Regions from separate parts of the Homo sapiens genome. Here region 1 is linked to region 2. Evidence: chromatin contacts called from ENCODE Hi-C or POLR2A ChIA-PET data. All regions are on one chromosome and are shown on one strand. Each heading gives the region's core, a stretch centred on a gene start or an enhancer-like site at or near the end of the contact. The rest is flanking DNA. Distances are from core to core; before and after follow the strand shown. Region 1 overlaps EGFR (epidermal growth factor receptor). Region 2 has its middle 120 kb from the start of SEC61G-DT.

Region 1 (6,667 bases), core at 3,471-5,970, 260 kb before region 2:
GGATGTCAGCCACTCTATATTGTCTTAAGTTATTGTCTAAACTGAGATGTTTGGATCTGCATATGGACTTACTCAAATGTTGGCCATTAAACACAGTTACTTTATAGAATATTTATCAAACCAGAAAAGAAAGAAGAAAGAAAAATGAATACATAGTACTTTAAGGATTACATAAAAATATTTATTTAAGACTAGGTATTTCAGTAGTTGATTCAAAGAAAGAGTTGATATTACTTTAAGTCTATACATTTGAAAACCAGACAATTAAAAGTATTTGCATCAAGTTCCATACAAAATGCTAGTGGTTTGCCTTACCCTTTGCAAATCTGAAGACAAATTCTACTGCATCAAGAGCAGCAGGCCCTATGACTTAGGACTTCAAAGCACTAACTTTTTGTCCTAAAATTTTATTATGATTTATAAATGTATAGAAAAGCTGAAAGAATTGTACCGCAAACATCCTTATGTTAGCATTTTACTACATTCACCTTATCACATATCTATTTTTCTGTCTGTCAGATATGGTCCTCTAGTCTGCCTTTGGATGCATTTTAAAGTAAAGTAGAGATATCACTATACTTCACATTGGTATATCACTAACCAGAGTTCAATATTAGTTTGCAGTCATCATTGTTGTTTTTAAGGTAACATCCACAAACTGTGAGAGGATTAATCTTAAGTGTAGCATTTGATGAGCTTTAACAAATGCACATGCTGGAGTAATCTGAATTCCTGTCATGATCGAAACCCTAACTGTCATCCCTCATGCCCCTCCCAGTCGATCCCTGCCCCCATACACCAGAGGCAACTGCTGTCCTGATCCATTTTCACTACAGAATAGCTTTGCTTGCTTTAGAACATAGATGGACTCACACCACACTGTCCTCTTGAGCAAGCCTTATGTCACAGCACAGTAGTTTTGAGGTTCATCTCTGTTGTTGTGCTCCACTTGGCTGTCAGGGGCAGGTTCAGGAAAGTGGATATACGAAGTTATCTGTGCATTCTTGTTGGACATCTAGGGCGGGCCGGTGGTCTCGTTATTATTTTTCTTGAGAAACTCCTCACTTTATTTTAACTGAAAATAAAAGCAATCTGCCTCCTTTAAGTTTTTAAATGCCTCTGGTTTTGTAGGGTAGGCCCTGTGGCCTTCCTCTGCTATTATGGGGTGTATACCACTCTGCCCACAAGCCTGGGCAAATCTATATTACTTATTAAGACACAGTATTAGAACAAGTTTCTCCAGATTTGCCCAAATCCACTTAGACACTTAGAATCGTCTAAGTAAACTATAATTGTTTTAATTTGTTGTTTTCTTAGCTATGCATTAAAGGCTGCTGAGGTATGAGCTGGGCTGTTGTCAGTCTCTCCCCTTGGCCTCCAAGTTGTCTCTGCTTCCATCCCCAGCCCAGATCTTCGCATCTTTGCTTCCTTTGCATCTTCGAGGTACGCTTAAAGGCCTACCCTCTAGAAAAGCCTGTTCTGCAACTACATTAGCTTAAGTACCCACCATTACATCTGTCACATTATCCTGCATTCTCTGCTCCCTGGCAGTGATCACTACTTATTATTAAGTAGGAATAACTTAATAATAATCATGAAATTATTATTTGCCTATGAATTTGTTATCCATCTTTCCCTACCAGATATACAGATGGTCCTCAACTTTCCATAGGGTTATGTCCTGATAAACCCACCCTAAATTGAAAATAGCAGTCGAAAATGGCATTTTGTAGACATGATAGGATTCAAAAACACAAAACACAATATCCCCAAAATGCTGGTGACACAGTCCACTGTATAGTATCAGCTGTTTAGCCTCTTGATTGCATGGCTGACTGGGAGCTCTGGCTCCCAGCCATTGCCTGGCATCGCAAGAAAGTAACATATCAGACATCAACTAACCCAAGAAAAGATAAAAAATTCAACATTAGAAGTATGGTTTCCATTGAATGTGCATTGCTTTCACACCATCGTAAAGTCAAAAAATCTTAAGTCAAACTGTAGTAAGCTGGGGAGTGTCTGTAAGGATGTGTGTGTGTGTGTGTACACATATGTGTATATATAGATAGCTTATTGGACCTACTGGTATGAAATGCACACACACATGTTGGATTTATATTTTTGTTGTGAAAGCAATGGATGGCCATGTGACCAAAGTCTTGGATGACTTGTCCTGGGTTTCTCTGCCTTTCTCGTTTCCGTGTGCCTGAGGGAGATAGAGGAGGAGGTGGGCTGTATGGGAAGAGTGACAGTCCTTGCCACTTTCTGGTTGGTCATTATAAAATATTTCTAGCTTAGTCATATATTTAATTAGGCTTTAAAGGCCAGAGGAGGATTTTTTTCCCGCTTTCTTGCTGAAAGATTTAAGAAAATCTCAAATAAGATGAATGGATAGTTCATTTATAGGATGAACTTAAAAATATGTAAGGAAAATATAGCGAGTTTGCCAGAGGTTTCATTGAATCAGGACCGGTCATTTCTTTTGCTATACTAAAATCTCAAAGTGAACATGTATACACATCTCAAATGTGCTCAAATGCACGGAAGCATGACAGGAGGAAGATACACCGTGTTGTTAACAATGACCTTTTCTGAATGGTAAATTTCTGGGTGTTTTTCTTATTTACTCTTCATAGTTTTTGTGTTTTTATGTTTTCCATAGTGACCATGTATTACTTTATGCTAAAAAATTACCAAAAATTTAAAAAAATCTGTAAAAAATTTACAAAAATCAGTGTTAAAGAAGGCTAAAGAAGGCTATCTTAAAAAATACATTCCTTAAAAATTGAGAAATAATCATGTACATCTATGAAGACACTCAATTTACCACATAAAAAAATTTTATAAATTGTGACTATAGAACTAGACTAGTCTATGAAATTGATTTAAACCACACAATAGTTTGTAATAATGGAAACTAGAAAACCTATAGTTGTGAGTCATAATGAAATAAGTGGTTAAACCAAAGTAAATACACTTATTTAAATTTTCATTGTGGGTTTAATCAAAACTTTTGTGGGATGGAAAAAGTCATAATTTTGAAGACAACTTTTATTCACAAAGCAAATTTTATGTTTTTTCCTCAGTTGTTCCTTATTTTACCCTATTTTATTCCACAACTAATAAATAGTTCTTAACTGATAGGCATCCAAAGATACCTGTCAAACTGAATGTGAATCTATATTGGAACTTGAAAATACACATGTGATACTCAAAAAGTCCTTTTGAATTTCTGACAATCTTCCATGTACATTATAATATGCCTTCTGGACTAAACATGCCAAGCTGCGGCATGCCCAGCACAGCTGCAAACTCATGTATCTCTAATTAAGTTAACAAGCAGAAGACTTGAAAATAACATCTCTTTATTTTGAGTTAGGGAACAGAATACCCAAACTGGTGGACTTCCAACCCCATGATTCTCCTTCTAGCCATTAAAAGAATCCAAAGCCAAGCTTGTGATTTGTAAAATATACACTAAGTAGAGTGAGAATACCTCTTGGGAGTTCCCACCCTCTTGGGAGTTCACTGATGCTTCTGATCACAGGAAGGCCAGTTCACAAGGGACTGTGGAATATGCTTCCAGTGACATCATCAAACTTCTACAGTGTGAAGATTGTGATGGTACCATTATGGGATGATCTCTAGCCAGTTATCTCAACATGCTGGGTCTCAGTGCTCAGTGTACTCTGATTGACATGGGGCCAGCTCGGCGAATTTCACAGGGCAGTTGTGAGCAGTACTGAGATCATGGACATGAAAGGGCCTCAGAAATCATAGATCTCTCTAAATATGGAGCATGACACTGAGGCTTCACATGGCAGCAACTATTGCAATCTATTTCTGCCTATGTGCCTTCAATGATAACTGTTTTACCTTCATTGGTTTTTAAACTAATAATCTTAAATCACTTTCCATTTTTTATGGGCAACTGAATGGCTAGTAAATCAGAAATGAATTTGACCTGTTATTGGACTATAAGAAACAAAATTGGGCTAAAAAAGATTTCAGAAAGCAATACCCGTTGATCTGTTATGTATTCAATACAATAGTTTCATTTTGAGTCCCTACTGTGTGCCGGGCAGCACCCTTTGCCCTGGCAGGCAGTTTCTCATAACGTTTCCATTTTAAACACAAGGACACACAGGAAACAAGGCTTTTGGACGGAGGAAGGCAGATGATTTACCTGGAACTGAACCTGGATATGGCTGGGGTGGGCCTCACTGTGTCCTGAATCCTGGAACTGGACCTGCATGTGGCTGGGGTGGGCCTCGCTGAGTCCTGAGTCCTGGAACTGGACCTGTGTGTGGCTGGGGTGGGCCTCACTGAATCCTGAGTCCTGGAACTGGACCTGGATGTGGCTCGGGTGGGCCTCACTGTGTCCTGAATCCTGGAACTGGACCTGCATGTGGCTGGGGTGGGCCTCGCTGAGTTCTGAGTCCTGGAACTGTATCTGTGTGTGGCTGGGGTGGGCCTTGCTGAGTCCTGACTCCTGAGCAGGGGACATTGGAGAAAGGACAGGATGCTGGCTTCGATTCAAAATCCCTCTGTGTGAGAGGATAGATAGCAGTGAGCGTGCTGGGCCTGGCTTTCCTTCCTAGACAGAGGGTGAGTAAACGCCTCCTCTCGGGCCAGCATTCTACTTGTCTAATCTCTGCGCTGAGACTTTTGCTTACTCATGTTCAGGGGCTCTCTCTTTACACACAGGCATACTTTTGAACTGAATAATACCACTTCCCCTCCAAAAGTCTGTGGGCCAGGCCGGTGCTTGCACTCTGTGCCTCCACTGTGTCCAGGGCATCTGCCTTGCTGCTTCAGGGCCGTGTGGCTCCTCCAGTGGCGCCTCAGACCTGCCAGAGAAGGGCAGTGCAGAGCCAGGGCGGCAGGAGCCCCAGCAGAGCTGGCCTCTCCCTTCCTGGCTCGCTGGGGAGCCGACAGCACCACAGAACCCGGGGTGGGACAGAATGGGGCAGTGTGGACGTGGGGATGACGGAGATTGCATGATTATCACCAAAGGTGAGCTCAGAGACATCTGGTAGAAGGTAGGGGGAGATACAGAATTCCTAAATGGGGTTGGCATCAAAGATCACTGCTGGAAAATCGGCTTCAAAACCCGGCCAGCTGACTTCAGGAAGCCAGCTCTTTGTTCAAAGTCAAGACTGCCCTGTGCTACCTCCCTTCCCCTCTGACTTCACGTCCCTCTTTGTTACTGGAGAGCTGGTGAGCACCAGGCAGTAGAAAGGTGCCAAGGGCTGCTGGGGGCTGCAGACTGCACAGCCCAGCCCAGCCTCCACCACCCCAGCAGGCTCACTGGGCAGCTCACTCTTTCTTCCTCAGCTTTGCATGAGACAGCTCAGTGCTGCCTGCCAGGGTGCAACTCTTCTCTTCCTAGACAGGCCCTCACAACCGAAGGCACCCTAGCAAGGTGATGTGCAGGTAAAGACAGGCAGGGCTGCCGGGAGTTCACCTCGCTGGGCGCTGTCTCACCCAGTCCACACACCTTTTCTCCTCTATCTTCTATTCAGTTCAGGCCCGTGACTCACTCCTTGATGACAAAGGCTGAGTAATATTTCCCATATGAAGCTGTTTATTTGCTGGTTGAGCTGTCGCCCTAGAAGTCATGTGAATACCAAGCATGGCTGAGAAGCTCCGTGGCCAGATGGAGTCAGCCACAGAGGTTGCATGATGACCCTTTGGCCAGGCTCACTCCACCCTGCTCTGAGATGCACACCAGGCACCAAAGTTGCTTGTTCTTTTGTTCATTAATTCAACTACAACATATCTAGTAAAGTAGCGCGAAGGTAGCTGCTAAGGATGAATCAGAAGTACTCACTGCCCTGAAGGAATATGTGAGTCCTTTGGGGAGGCAACTTTACACATGAAACAGTCACAGGACATCTCAGAGCCATGCAGTGTAGAGGTGTGCTAAAGGAACACACGTCAGAAAGAGAAGTCAGTCAGCTCGAGAACTGGGACGAAAGCACCAATATTCCTCATTACCAAGCAAATGAAAACATAATACTTCACATTCAGATTAGAAGACTACCTTGCCTACAAGTGCCAAGTGTTGGGCTTGGTGACTTCACCATACGTAAAATACATAGTCCCACCATTTACCACTAAAAATAAAGTTTCTTCCATTTCTTTTTTTTATGCCTTCCCATCCTCTGGATTCGAATTGGGGGATACAAGTTATTATCCTTCCTGGTTTGTTCATAGTTATCTGTAAGAAACACATCTTCATTCATTCTTCTTATAGTCAAAAATCCTGAAACAGATATGTAATTTGCAAGGAAATAAAAGATCTCTGACTCAAAAATTGGGATTGGAAATTCTTTTTGCAAATGTTTATCTGCAGAGAGATTTTGTTTGGCTTCCGTGGGGTGGTGCATATCCACCCCTAGCCCAAGATGGTTTAAATGTTCTTTTAAAATTTTTCTTCAATTTTTACCCATGTTTTTTAAAAAATCAATCTCTACTGCAGAATTGCGATTTAAAGCCATCTCTATAAACATACACACATTTACATTGGTTTACCCATGAACATTAGGAAAAAAGCATAAAAGCCCCTCTTTCAAAAAAAAAAAGACAACCAAAAATCGAAAGAAAAGAGCAATCACAAAGACACCAGGAGCAGGTCAGTGCACCAGTGTGCTTCTTTTTTTTT
Region 2 (7,231 bases), core at 691-3,190:
ACCCCCCATGTCAGTTCCGTGGCCCTGTGCTCTCTGGGCCTGGGCTCTGACCTCTCTTCCTCAACTACAGACTATCTATCGCTGAAGATCCTCTAAGGTTCTGCTCAAATGTTACCTCTCAGCCGGGCAGTCCCTCTCACCCCCAAGGAAGAGTAAATTGCTCCATCTCTTAGCCTCCCTTGAAACATTGCATTTCTACTAGCGGGGTGTACACATCACATAACATTGTTGAAATGTGTGAGTTGTCCGTACTATGATTTGTCTATCTCCTGGTATCTCCTAGAAGGAATTTTTGTTTCTCGCTCGCAGGGTGTAAATTTGTTTTTATATAAAAGTTGTGACCAAGTATCTTAATAGCATTTATTGAATATTACCAGACAGAGTTATTCAATCATTGTTCTCTCATTTATTAGGTCTATAATTTGGGTAAATTTCTTTATTTTTCTGAGTATCATGCTTACTCATCTCTATAAATAGAAATGCCAAGATAAATGGGCAAATGGGTGAATCTAGTGGGCCTGGGACTTGAGCAGAAATGACACTTTATGACTTCCAAGGCTAGGTCATAAAAAGTCAGAGTTTCCTCTTTTTCCTGTCTCTGAGGACACATGCCTTGGAAGCCCTTAGGTGACATATAAAAGATCAGCTACCCTGAAGCATGCTAGAGAGACCACATGGGGAGGCCACATAAAGATAGCGATATCCAAGAAGCCCTAGCTACTATAACCTGCAGCGGTTTGAATTTTCCAAGTATAACCCACCAAAAATATGAATGAGTGAGCCCTTAAGTTATTTCAGTTCTAACTTTTGAGTAACCCTAGTCGACATGGAATAAAGCAAGAGTGAACAGTCTCTTTGGCAGAAGTTCTGCCAAATTGCAGATTCATGAGCAGAATGAACATTGTCATAGAGCACTAAGTGTTGTGATTTTTAATACAATCCTCCAAAATTATTATTGCATATGTGTTTTATAATTGAGAGCAATTAATATGCTTCTTTAATTTTGAAATTCTTAGTTTAAAATTATATGATACTGGTAGACAATTTCCAGAATTTTGGCATAATAACCTACATGTACCCTCTCCCTAGTGAAACAACCTAATTGGTGAAACTGAGAAAAGAAACCCAAACATTTTAAATCTTTGGAACTTGTTCTATGGGCATACAGCATAAAAAGAAACATTTATTTAAGAAAATCTACCAAATTTTGCTAAGAACAGTGAAATTTGAGCTACTTCCTGTTCTTTCTTTCCCCATCCAGCTCAGCAAAATGACAGCTCTACTCTGCATAGATGCAGGCAAGATCAAAGCTCTTTCCCATCGGCCAAGAACATAGGCCTTGTATGACTGTTCCAAATAAAGTCAGTCCCTTAAGTATCTCCATGAGAAGTATCTCTATGAGAAGGGCAAGCTACCAGCTCAGTGCTACAGAGACTCTGTTTGAGGCAAGAACAATGAGAGGTCTGGGGCTTCCTTTCTCCACCCAGCTCCCACTCATACCCCAGGTATGGCAGGCCAAGAATACTGGGGCCCTAACTGCCCTCACCTGTAGCTTAGAAAGCCAAAGGTTCCTCACAAAAGGAGGCAAGTTGAGAAGACCAGAGGCTGCTGCCTCAATCCAGTGCCCTGCTTGCGAAGCAGGGGTGCCACTCAGAGAAGTAAGCCACTATCCTGGTCCCTACCTCCAGAGCAGCGACACAACGGTTTTGCCCAACTAGATACGTTGGTCCTAAGAGGAGAAAGCTCGAAAGCTCCACTTAAGGAACTGACTTTATTTGGAACAGAAAGTAAGGGAAATTCGAGCCTAAGGGCTTTCTGGGAAACAGTGGAGGTAAGCAGTGATTGTAAGTAATTAAGAGAGGGCTGGTAGTTCCATGACAGGAGCAAGCTGCACTACAAACAAGGTGGAACTTTGGCAGAGAAAACCAGGAAACAGACAGCTAAAAAGAGCCCTCCTGTGGTTGGAACAAACCTCAACAGTGGCCTCAAAGATAGGAAGCAATTTAGGCCCAAGGGCATCATCAAAAACAATGGAATAATCAGCTAGCAATTGATGGAAGCTATAATAATAGCTAGATATAATACTGAGACAAGCAGACAGCTTAACAGAATGACTGGGAAGGAGAAAGTCAAAAACAGCCCTGCTAAATTCACCATTATCCCTGGTGACTATGCACATGGCCAAGGCCACATCCTCTGAAGAGTGACTGAGAAATTGCACAGTACAAAAATATAGACTTTCTTAAATAGTTCAACAAGGTCACTAAACACATAAAAAAAAAAACAACAACTCTACTGGGGCGTGTGTGTGTGTGTGTGTGTGTGTGTGTGTGTGACTATTCACTGTTGCTACAATAGTGTATCTAAAATGATATTTTTAACAAAAAATCACAAGATTTGCAAAAGCAAAAAAGGAAATCAATCTATATACAAGAAAAAAAGCAGGCAACACCAACTGCCTTTGAGAGAGTTCTGTTTTAAAATTTAGCAGACAAAGACCTCAAAGAAGCTATTATAAATGTGCTCAAAGGGGCTGGGCATGGTGGCTCGTGCCTGTAATCCCAGTACTTTGGGAGGCCAAGGCAGGCGGATCATAAGGTCAGGAGTTTGAGATCAGTCTGGCCAAAATGGTGAAACCCCATCTCTACTAAAAATACAAAAATATTAGCCAGGCGTGGTGGCACATACCTGTAATCCCAGCTACTTGGGAGGCTGAGGCAGGAGAATTGCTTGAACCCAGGAGGCAGAGGTTGCAGTGAGCCGAGATCATGCCACTTCACTCCAGCCTGGGCAACAGAGCAAGACTCCATCTCAACAACAACAACAACAACAACAAAAATGTGCTAAAAGAACTAAGGTAAAAAAGGCAAAGGGGTAAAGGGAAAGGAAAAGGTAAAATAAAAATGAAAAGGTAGAGGGCATAATGACAATGTCTTATCACTGTGAAATAGAAAATATCATTTCTGTATCTCACAAGAATAAAGTTAGTATAAATCCCAAGGATATTCTGACAAGTTAAGATGTATGTGGTAAGCCCAGCATACATAAAATAATTAAATATATAATAAAAAGGAACTAAAAGTTGCATAAGTTCATTAAAGGAAATAAAAGTCACACTAGAAAAATATTTACTTAATGCAAAAAAGCGATAAATGAGAAAAAGTAGAATAAAAATGACACGAGAAATATAGAAAAAAGAAAGATAAAATGTAAGATATAAATACAGTTTTATCAATAATAAAAATAAATGTGAAAGGATTAATTATGCTGATCAAAAGCATAGATTGACAGTCCAGATATAGAAAGATCTGTCTTAGTTCATATGGGATACTATTACAAAATACCATAGACTGGGTGGCTTATAAACAACAGAAATTTCTCACAATTTTGGAGGCTTGATAGTCCAGGATGAAGCTGCCAGGAGATAGAGTGTCTGGTGATGGCTTGCTTCTTTATAGACAGCTGTCTTCTCATCATAACCTCATGTGATGGAAGGGAGAAGGAGTCTTTCTTCAGCCTCTTTATAAAAGAGTACTAATCCCATTTATGATGGCTTTACCCATGTAACATAATCACCTCCAAAAGACCCCAATTACTAATACTACCACCTTGGGAGTTAGGATTTCAACATAAGAATTCGTGGGGGGACAAAAACATTCAGATTATAGCAAAATCCACCTTTATGTTCACTACAGGAAATGCACTTCAGATTCAAAGATGCAATTAGGTTTAATTAATAACAATTTCATTTATTAATACAATAGCATCAAATAATCAAATACTTAGGAATAAATTTAACAAAAAAGTAAAAGACTTCTACATTCAATAATACAAAACATAACTGAAAGAAATCAAAGTCGATCTAAATAAATGGTAATCCATGTCATACTTACAGATTGGAAGACTTAATATGGTTAAAATGGCAATATTCCCCAATGTTCTCCAAATTGATCTACAGATTCACCACAATCCCTATGAAAATCACAGCTACATTTTTTGCATACATTGATAAGCTGATCCTGAAATTCATATGGAAATTTGATGGGCTCACAATATCTAAAATTATCATAAAAAAGATGGGGGTTGGAGAACTCGAACTTCTCAATTTTAACATTCAATAGAAAGCTATAGTAATGAGTACAGTATGGTATTAGCATAAGGATAAAAATAAATATCAGTGGAATAGAGTTTATAGTTCAGAAGTAAACTCTTACATTTATGGTCAATTAATTTTCAACAAGGATGCCAAGACAATTAAGTGGGGGAAAGAATAATCTTTTTAACAAATCTTTTTTAACAACCAGATATCTACATGTAAAAGAATAAAGTTTTCCCTCTTCCTCACACCATATAAAAATATTAACTCAGAATGGATCATAGATTCAAAAATGTAAAAAACAAAAGTATAAAACTCTTAGAAGAATATATAGAGGTAAATCTTTATAGTCTTGGCTTAGGCAAAGCCTTCTTAAATATGACAAGGAAAATACAAGTAACAAGAAAAAATAGATAAATTGAACTTTACCATAATGCAATTGAAAACTTTTGCTCTTCAAAAGATGTTAACAAGAAAGTGGAAACATAATCCAAAGAATGAGATAAAATATTTGCAAACCATGTATTGAATAACAGACCTATATTTGTAATATATAAAGAACTATTAAATTCAACAATAAAAGACAATCCAATTAAAAATGGACAGAGTTTAAATAGATATTTCTTTAAAGAAGACATACAAATGTTCACTAAGCACATGAAAAGATTCTGCATATAGTTAGTCATAAGGGAAATGCAAACAAAAACCACAGTGAGCTACCACTTCACGTTCACTGGGATGGCTATGATTTAAAAGAGGTAATATTTGTTGGTGAAGATGTGGAGAAATAGAAACCCTCATAGATTGCTGATGGGAGTGTTAAATGGTGCAGTTCCTTGGGAAAACAGTCTAGCAGTTTCTCAAAAGTCTAAACATATAGTATATGACCCAGCAATTCCACTTTTAGGTATATACCTAAGACAAATGAAAACACATATTCCTATAAAACCTTATAAAGAAATATTTATGCTTTTCCAGGTTTAATTGGCTATTTTTATATTCCTTTTTCATCTCTACTATTGGCTTATTATTTCCACATCTACTAAAATTTTTTAGTGATTGCTTTAAAGTTTGAATGTATATTCTTAACTTACCATAGTCGGCTTTTAAATTACATTAAACAACTTCAGATATAATGTAAAAACCTTACAAATCTTCCATTTCCTCTCTTCCATTCATTATGCTATGTTTGTCAAACTTTTAAATTCTACATGTGTAATAAAACCGTATGTTTTATTATTATTTTTGTTTTAAGTAATCATCTTTTAAAATGACTTAAGAAAAATGTACTTTATTTGTATTTACCTTTGTTTTGCCATTTACAGCACTTTTTATTAATTTGTCTAGTTTCACATTTTGATTTGCATTATTATTTACTTGGTCTTAAGAGCTTCTTTTAACATTTCATCGCTGCATGTTGTTTTCCTGAACATTTTTTATTTGATCTTCCTTACTGAAATATATTTATTTTCACTGCATTTAGAATTCTAGATTAATGGATTTCTTTTCTTTTCTTTTCTTTTTTTTTTTTTTTTTTTTTTTTGAGACAGAGTCTCAGTCTTGTGGCCCAGGCTGGAATGCATGATCTTGGCTCACTGCAACCTCTGCCTCCCAGGTTCAAGCAATTCTCCTGCCTCAGCCTCCTGAGTAGCTGGGATTACAGGTGACTGCCACCATGCCCAGCTAATTTTTGTATTTTTAGTAGAGATGGGGTTTCACCATGTTGGCAGGCTGGTCTTGAACTCTTGACCTCAGGTGATCTGCCCACCTCAGCCTCCCAAAGTGCTGGGATTACAGGCATGAGCCACTGAGCCTGGCCTGATGGATTTTTTTTAACTTCATTATTTTAAAGGTGTCAATCCATTGTTTTCTGGATTACATATTTTTAAGAAATTTGTCATCATCCTTATCTTTGTTCTTCATGTAGTCTTTTCTCTGGGTGCCTTTGGTATTTACTGTATCTTTGGTTTTCAGCAATTTGACTATGATGTATTTGGGTATGTATGTATGTATTTGTTTATATGTATGTGTGTTTGTGTGTATCTGAATGCTAATTGTTGTTCTCTGAGTCTATTAAATTTATGGATTTTATTCATTTGGAAAATTATTGGCCATTGTTTTCTGAAGTATTCTGCCATGTTTTCTTTCTTCTCCTTTGGGGATGCCAATTACATACATGTATGTTAGGCAACTTGATATTGTCACACGAATGTTAGATACTTTGTTCTGTTTTTCATTCACTTTTCATTTTGTATTTTAGTTTGAATAATTTCTATTGACCTAGTTTGCTCAATGATTCGTTCCTCAACTTTGGCCAGTCTGCTAACCCATTAAAGGATTTCTTTATGTTTTATATTGTATGAGCCCTTTTTTTTTTATTTCTACTGTTTGTACTCAAAACTTTTATAGTTTCTATTTATCTTCTGAAAATGCCCATCCCTTCTCTGTGTTGTTTGGGTTTTTTTTGTTGTTTTGTTTGTTTGTTTTTGCTAGATCCTTCAGCACATAATTCATAGTAAATAGAAAGTTCCATGTGATAGTTTTGTGGTTCTAACTTTGTCCATTCCCTTTTCTCTTAACAATGAGTTGTCTTTGTTTGCATTTGTTGTGTCTCATAATACTTGAGTGATTTTATAACATTGTGAGTAGAAGAGAAAAAAACAAAAATAAATAGTATTCACCCTGCAGTGGGCTTACCTATGCTTCAAGTCACTAGATCCATACATCCATGCTTATTTTACTTTCAACAAATGTTTCAAAGTAACTCAATGAGGGAAAATAGCATCAAAAATGGTACTGGAGTAATTGGACATCAATTTTTTTATATAAAAAGAAGGAAGAAAGAAAAGGAAACATGAAAGAAAAGAAAAAAAGTAGAACTGAATTCTTATCTTGTCCTACATACAAAAAAATTAATGCATAATGGATCATAAACCTAAATGTATGAGATAAAAATTTTAAAACTTTAAGAATTAAGTATATGAGAAAAATCTTTGGAACTTAAGCTGGGCAAATATTTTAGAGCATAAGCACAAACCATAAAAAGAAAAATACTAATAAATCAGACATTAACAAAAATTTAAGTTATGCTTTTTAAAAGACATTGTTAATAAAATAAAAAGACAAGCCACAGAT

What was found. Hi-C counts contacts between places; a loop is a spot of excess contacts on that map. ChIA-PET counts read pairs that join two places held with the same protein, here RNA polymerase II (POLR2A). Pooled maps may share reads with other maps.
Region 1: a map of PC-9 shows a loop between it and region 2 (5-fold over the local background). The contact joins two enhancer-like sites. A Hi-C loop is called at or near these places in 4 of 168 maps with a recorded cell type or tissue (Caco-2, Calu3, HepG2 and 1 more) and 2 of 50 pooled maps. POLR2A ChIA-PET finds 5 or more read pairs at or near these places in 1 of 52 experiments (WTC11).

Annotation. Positions count from the first base shown.
Region 1 is chr7:55,131,949-55,138,615 of GRCh38, reverse strand. The region is part of intron 1 of EGFR (epidermal growth factor receptor); the gene reads right to left. Among named protein-coding and RNA genes, the nearest start is that of EGFR-AS1, 54 kb to the left of the region's middle. RefSeq lists enhancers at 4,837-5,836, 4,777-5,976, 6,490-6,667. Within about 2 kb of position 4,720, at least 25 of the 41 ENCODE cell types and tissues checked have a DNase peak (open chromatin) inside an H3K27ac peak, as active enhancers do.
Region 2 is chr7:54,872,585-54,879,815 of GRCh38, reverse strand. No RefSeq gene overlaps it. Among named protein-coding and RNA genes, the nearest start is that of SEC61G-DT, 120 kb to the right of the region's middle. Within about 2 kb of position 1,940, at least 2 of the 41 ENCODE cell types and tissues checked have a DNase peak (open chromatin) inside an H3K27ac peak, as active enhancers do.